Linked DNA regions of Homo sapiens: region 1 is linked to region 2. Evidence: chromatin contacts called from ENCODE Hi-C data. All regions are on one chromosome and are shown on one strand. The core of a region is the stretch at or near the end of the contact, and the rest is flanking DNA. Distances in the headings are between cores, read along the strand shown. Region 1 holds the start of KLHL29 (kelch like family member 29). Region 2 holds the start of SF3B6 (splicing factor 3b subunit 6).

Region 1 (3,550 bases), core at 639-3,138, 690 kb before region 2:
ACAGTCAGTGCATCCATGGAGATTATCTCAGAGGACAGCTTCCTACAGCGTGGATGAACAGACACACGCCTGTGGCTTTGTTCTCCTTCTTTTTGCATTGGGTTGACCTGTGTATCAATTTGAAATCCCAAGAAATCCCTCTTTTTTCCATTTTGCTATCTAGTACTCTTCTATCACTTTTCATATACCATTTGAAGGACATAGTACTCAAACCAAAGCTATCGATCACCTTCAGGTGTTGTCTGAGGACCCTTGGGGAGCTTTTCTCCCCCTCCCCCCCACTCCTGCTCCCCTTTTCGGCACCTCTGTCACCCTCTCTTAAGGTCACGCCAGTTTTCCTGGCTGTCGTCCTCATGAAGGGTGGCTTCCTCCCTGAAGTGCTCCGCTCTGTCCCCTCCCTTGAGTCCCGGGCTTCACACACACAAACTCTGTTGGATGTTTTTTCCAGGAAATGCAGTTATTCTGACACTAGTGGGCCATTTCCCCGGCGTCCTCATTCCATTTCTGACAGTGCTCCTGCTACCCTCAGTAGATTATTATTATTTATTATTTATCAGCCACGACACTGTACTCTGCTTCCTACAAAATATTAAAGAAGACACAATCCGTGCGCTGAGTTTACAGCCAAGGAGAGCAGAGGCCTGGATCAGACATCACAGGGGGGGAGCTGAGAAGAAAATATTTACCGGCTCAGTCCTCCTTGGCCCTGGTAGATGGAGGCAAGGACTGGCAAAGCCCTCCCCAGGCCAGCTCCTCCCAGCTGGGCCCCCACAGCCAGCTCCCCACACTACCTACAGCACCCCAACTCCAATTTCTAGCAAGGCCTCAGGCCTCAGGCCTTTACCCGGGGGAGCGGAGGGAGGGTGGAGGATGAGGATTGGGCCCTCAGGCCTTTACATTCAGACAGGGGTGGAGGAGGAGGGCAGGTACAGATATTTCCTCTGAAACTCAAAACCAGGTAAAGGGGATGTAGGGGAGGAGGGAGAGGTCGGGGAATAAAAACCAGATTAGGAGAGCGGTCGGGGTGGAGAAGACTGTGCCCAGAGTGAAATATTCTAGCATAATGGAAAAGCCCTCATTGGGGGTCCCACACGCCTCTGGCCAAATCTCTTCTATTAGGGTTAGAAGTTAGGGTCTGTGTAGACAGCATGTGTAGACCGAGAGGTGGTGGGACTGAGAAGTCAGTGTAGACAGTGTGAGAGAGAGCGAGCTGTGGTGGGGGTGAGTAGTCGGTATAGACATCAAAGGCTGGTCAGGCTGTTAAACAGAGAAGGCTTCCTGGATTCCTAAGGGTCAGTATGAACAGAAAAGTCGCGCGCCCCAGGAGAGGCAGGGCTGACTCAGAAGGCTGGTGGACACTTTGCAGGGCTCTCCCTGGTCCTTCAGAGGTGTGGACAATTCCTGCTCCTTTCCAAGGCTGGAGTGTCATAAAGAGGGCGGAAGCTGAAAGACGATTGGACTTTTTCCTTCTCAAACTTTTCCGCCAGTTTCCTCAGGTGTTGAGAGCAGACGGGGAGCTCGCCTCAGTCCCGGGCCCCCAACCCTGGGCCAGCAAGGCCAGGAGGCCACGGCGGAGCAGCCCGTGCCACGCGCCGTGCGTCTGCCGGGCGCGGCCGCGGAGCCAGGCGAGCCGGGGGCCACCGCGGGGGGCGGGGGCGGCGGACGGACGGACCGACGGACACACCCGCGAGCACTCCAACCTCGGACCCGGCGCGCGGCAGCCGGGAATCCCTCGGGCCGGGGAAACTGCGCACGGGGCCCGGCCTGGCCGGGCCGGGCCAGAGGGCCCCGCCTCCCCCACCCGCCACCCCCGCCCACTCGGGCGCCCGTGATTGGCTCCGCCCGCCCCTGGCTGCGCGCCGAAGCCCGCCTCCCTCGCAGCTAAAGCAGACGGTACCCGGAGCGGAGCGAGCCAGAAGGGAGCATGGTCCCCGCGCCGCGGCCGCGCCAGCCCCCGCGCCGCCGCCGCCGTCCCCGCCACCGCGGATCTCGCCGCAGCTCCAGCCCCGGCCCCGGCTCCGCAGCGCCCGTCCGCAGCCCCGGCGGTCGCCGCGCTTGAGCGCAGCCCCCGCCCGGAGCCCGAGCCGCGAGCCCGGAGCCAGCCCCAGCCCCGCGGCCGCCGCGGCTGCGGGGAGAGGGCGGGGGCGATGCTGCCGGAGCCGCCGCCGCCGCCGCCGCCTCGATGAGAGCCGCGCCGCACCGCTCATAGCCGCACAGGCTGACAGGCAGGAGGACCGACTTCCCTCTCCCGGGCATCCTCCCTGGGCTGCCGGGAGGCGGCGGCGGCGGAGGAGGAGGAGGAACGAGGGGAGAAGGCGGAGAGCAGGAACGCGAGGAGGAGGACCTGGATCCGTTTCCTCCGGCCAGGACCCGAGCGGCCCCAGCCACCGCTACCCGCCGGCGCTGTCCGCTCTCCATCAGCCCTCCTGCGCCCACCCGCGACCCCGGGCTCTCTGCGCGTCGGGCCGGGGCCGGAGCCGCGCGCCGGAGGTAAGAGCCGGGCCGGGCTGGAGCGCCTCGGATGCGGCGCCGGAGGGAGACCCAGGTCCTGGCCGCCGCGTGGGGCCGGGCCGGGCCGGGCGTGGGAGCGGGGCCGGAACCCGGAACCCTGGGCTCGGCTTCGGCGGCGGCGGCGGCGACAGGAGCCTCCCGCGTCTGGACTCGCAGGCTGCAGGAGCCCTTGCGCCTGCGCTGCTCCAGGGGGAAAAAAAGGGGGGGAAAAAACTTCCTGCCCCCGGGTGTGTATGCACCGGGGCTGCCTGGGGCCACTGTCACGGTGTTCGGAGGTGCTGGAGGCTTGTGTGACCCCTGGCCGGAGCAGCCCCCCTGCTGGGCCCGGCGGCGCGCGCCCCTCTCCAGGCCACGTTCCCCTGAGCGGCCCAGGGCCCCGGCCGGGCAGGAGACCTGGAGGCGACGGAGGGCTGGCCCCCAGGGGCGGCCGCGCGCACTGTCCTTTGGGGAGGTGCGCGCCTCTGTGCAGCGAGAAGCCAGGTTGGGGTTTTCTGCCCCTCGCGTCCTCTGATCTCGCATTTGGGGACTGGGTCTCTTTACTCAATCCCAAGTAACTTTCGAGGTAGATGAGCTCGAAAACCGTCGGGAGGGAACCCGCACAGACCTTATTGTGACCCACCCCACCCCGACACACACACGCACACTTCCCTTGACACCTTGTGGGTGCCAGCGTGTTGTGGGGGGACGCGGAAAGGAGAGCTCACGGGGACGGCGAAGCGGCCAGGAGGTGGTGTCGTTGGGGAGGGGTTGTTGATGTGTGGGACAGGGTGGACCTGGAGATGTGTAGTGTGGGAGTGTGAACGCGCGCCCCGATGGCCTCGGGGGGCCGGGGGAGCCCAGGGCTCGCGTCCCGGTCTCCGTGGCCTGGAGCGGGCTGAGAGCGCTAGGGTTATCTGCGGTCGCCGCGCGGGTGCCCGCGCTGGGCAGCGTCGGCCCCGGGCCCCAAGGGAGGGACGTGCTCGCCTGGGGCCGGAGCGCGGGGCTGGGAGCCGGGGTAGGTCGGAGGTGGCTCTTAGGGCAGGTCGCCTCTGCGTTGCCT
Region 2 (3,296 bases), core at 664-3,163:
CTTTGGGAGGCAAAGTGGGAGGATCACTTGAGCCCAGGAGTTTGAGACCAGCCTGGACAACATAGTGAGACCCCCATCTCTACAAAAATTTTAAAAAATTAGCCAGGCATGGTGGTGGGTGTAGGCCTTTGCAAACCTTACCACCATCACTCCTGCTAACACCTGAGTTGGGCTGTACCCTCTTCCCTGCCCATCCCAGGAGATGACCCTGATTCTTGTTTCTTGGAGAAAATAGACATGACCAATTGAAATACTTTTCATCTATATCCAACTACTTTCCCTCTATTACTACGCCAACCTTCATCTACTCAAAACCTTCACTTCTAAACTCAACCTATCTTTCTTCCATATCATGTTTCGCACACTCTGCTGGATTGCTCCCATTGGCATAAAGATACACCTATATCACACATCTTTTAAAAAGTCAACTATCTGGCCGGGTGCGGTGGCTCATGCCTGTAATCCCAGCGTTTTGGGAGGCCAAGGCAGGTGGATCACTTGAGGTCAGGAGTTTGAGACCAGCCTGGCCAACACGGAGAAACCCTGTCTCTACTAAAAATACAAAAATTAGCCGGGCATGGTGGTGGGCACCTGTAATCCCAGCTACTCAAGAGGCTGAGGCAGGAGAATTGCTTGAACTCAGGAGACAGAGGTTGCAGTGAGCCAAGACTGTGCCACTGCACTCCAGCCTGGGTGACAGAGTGAGAGTCCATCTCAAAAAAAAAAGTCAACTATCATCCAATTTCCCTACTTCCTATTTAAATGAGAACTCATGGACAGAGTGTCTTTGCTGTTTCCATTTTCTCAACTTCCACCATCTTTTCACCCCACTGCAATCAAGTTTTCATCCACTGAAATGATTCCTATCATCAAGGTCACCAAAAGTCTCCATTTACATATACAATGGTCAATTGCTTGTCTTTTCTTTCTTTCTTTCTTTCTTTCTGTTTTTTTTTTTTTTTTTGAGTCAGGGTCTTGCTCTGTCTCCTGGGCTGAAGTGCTGCGCAGTGGCACAATCATGGCTCAAGGCAGCCTTGAATTCCTGGGCTCAAGCAATCCTCCCACCTCAGCCTCCAAAAGTGCGGGGATTACAGGCATGAGCCACCTCACTCGGCCTAACTTCATCTTACACCTCTAAGCGTTTTACTGTTGACTAATCTCTTTTTTGAGTTTTTTTTTTTTAAAAGTTTCCGTAACACTGTACTCTCAAACACTAGAATGTAAGCAGAAGGACTTGTTTTATTCACTGCTGTATTCCCAATACGTAAGACTAGTGTCTGGCACATAGTAGCTATTCAATAAATATAATTGATGAATTATGTCCCACATGGCAAGCAGAATACATAGTAGGTGCTCAAAAAATATTGTTTTAATTAATGTGTTAATGAAGGATCCGAAAAGCACCATGATCTGAGGGGAATCCCAGGTCCTAGTTGTTGGTGAACCATTAAGTTAGTTGAGGACTCTTCTGAGATATCGACTTTAAGTCAAGGAGATAATCCTAACGCCAGGTCCTTAGGTGCGGGTCAAGCAAAGAGGCTATAGGGGTAACACTATCACTGACACTAGGGTAGAGACTGAGGAACTCTCAAAAGGGGTGGGGACAGAAATGTGGCTCAAGGAGCATATCTCTGAGGATGGGGCCGGATAGTGTCTTCGCTGACAGGATAGGAATTCTGGAGTTCTCCGCTCTGGGGACGGAGGAGGAGCAAGAATGCTCCGATCCACGCCGCTAAGAAAGTCAAACCCGAAGTTCTCCCACCCTCCGCAGAACACCCGATACTCACGTTCGCCCTCTTGGCCGCTTGCATCGCCATCTTGGCGGGCTGATGAAGTTACCGTAGCAGATACTGAAATTCCTCCGGAGCTCGCTCGGCTTCGGGGGTTACACCGCGTTAGATGCAGGACATCAACATCCAGGACCCGCCGGAAGCTGTTACAGCGGAATAGCGCCGTCTTACGCTGAGACGCGCTGACGTAGCAGCCCCCTTCGAATAGACTCCGGGGTAAAACCGAGCCTGAGCGAGACTCGAGGCCGGAAGATGGAAAGGCGAGAGTCCAAGACACTTCCGGGCTCTGTACCGTAAAGGGCGGGGCGTAGCCTCCAAAAGGCGAGATGTTCCGGTCGGGGAGGCCCTGAGCAGAGGAACCCGGGTGGAGAGGGCGGGGCCTGAGGAGGGCGGAGAGCTGGGGCGGGTCTCAGGTGAGTAACTGGGGAGCGGAGGAGGCGGGGCTTGAGCAGGGTTATGACAGGTAGGGCGGGACCCAGGTGAGTAGCGGGAGGGGGCGGGGCCTGAGGAGGGTGCGGAGAGCTGGGGTGGGGCCCAAGTGAGTATCCGGGAGGGAGCCGGGCCTGAGCAAGGCGGTGAGCTGGGGCGGGACCCAAGTGAGTAATGGAAGGGGCGGGGCCTGAGGAGGGTGGTGGCGGTGGGGCGGGGCCCAGATGTGTAGCGGGAGGTGGTGGGGCCTGAGGAGGGTGGCGAGAGGTGGGGTGGGGCCCAGGTGAGTAGCGGGCGAAGGCGGGGCCTGAGGAGGACTGAGCTGGGGCGGGACCCAGGTGAGTAGCGGAAGGGATCGGGGCCTGAGGAGGGTGGTGGAGGTGCGGCGGGGCCCAGAAGTGTAGCAGGAGGTGGTTGGGGCTGAGGAAAGTGGTGGAGGTGGGGCGGGGCTCAGATGTGTAGCGGGAGGTGGTGGGGCCTGAGGAGGGCGGCGAGAGGTGGGGTGGGGCCCAGGTGAGTAGCGGGCAGGGCTGGGGCCTGCTGTGGTGCCCACTGGTTGCGGGGCGCGCGGGCAGGTGCCGGAGGTGGTGGGCCTGGGCCTCTAGCTGTGCGCAAGGCGGAATATGTGGGGTTCTGGCGGCTTGTGTCACGGCTGACGCTGTAACTATACCCAGAATCTCCGTCCCTGGAGGGGCCCTCAGGTTGAGCGTCAGCTGATCGGGCCTCAGTAATCCCCGCTGCGACGCCCGTCCGGACTCCCACCTCAACCCCGCCGCGGCGGCCCCAGTCCGCGTGCCACCCTTCCAGTTCACTCTTTATTTCCTCATATCAGCTTTAAACGGCTCTGGAGGAAGCACCGGGTTTCTTGGCCTGTCTATTGTGAATCTTCTCCAGGTTTGCTCTGGAAAGGCCTGGGGTGGCCGCGTCCTGTCCTGCCCCATCCTCCTTCACTGGGGCAGTTCCAGGACGATCTTGCCTATGTTCTTGTTGGCCTCCATGTACTTATGGGCCTCCTGGATTTCGGTCACTGGGTAGATTCTGTCCAGAACCGGCAGCAGACGTTGGGGGCCCTCCGTG

The links. Hi-C counts contacts between places; a loop is a spot of excess contacts on that map. Pooled maps may share reads with other maps.
Region 1: a loop to region 2 is called in a map of B cell, with 9 times the contacts of the local background. The contact joins the promoter of KLHL29 here to the promoter of SF3B6 in region 2. A Hi-C loop is called at or near these places in 4 of 168 maps with a recorded cell type or tissue (B cell, chondrocyte and naive thymus-derived CD4-positive, alpha-beta T cell), 6 of 37 single-sample maps with no recorded cell type and 19 of 50 pooled maps.

The regions. Positions count from the first base shown.
Region 1 is chr2:23,383,291-23,386,840 of GRCh38, forward strand. KLHL29 (kelch like family member 29) reads left to right here and starts at 1,889. Exons shown (of 14, transcript NM_052920.2): 1 at 1,889-2,490. It overlaps LINC02923 (long intergenic non-protein coding RNA 2923), which reads right to left. Exons shown (of 6, transcript NR_187213.1): 1 at 1-3,550. RefSeq lists silencers at 1-122, 1,626-1,975, 2,146-3,005, 3,246-3,365, 3,386-3,550 and an enhancer at 1-122.
Region 2 is chr2:24,074,413-24,077,708 of GRCh38, forward strand. It overlaps SF3B6 (splicing factor 3b subunit 6), which reads right to left and starts at 1,914. Exons shown (of 4, transcript NM_016047.4): 1 at 1,788-1,914. The coding sequence starts at 1,817. TP53I3 (tumor protein p53 inducible protein 3) reads right to left here. Exons shown (of 5, transcript NM_004881.5): 5 at 3,021-3,296. The coding sequence ends at 3,167. It also overlaps a transcript of FAM228B not described here. RefSeq lists enhancers at 1,200-1,732, 1,733-2,264, 1,799-2,028 and a silencer at 2,139-2,788.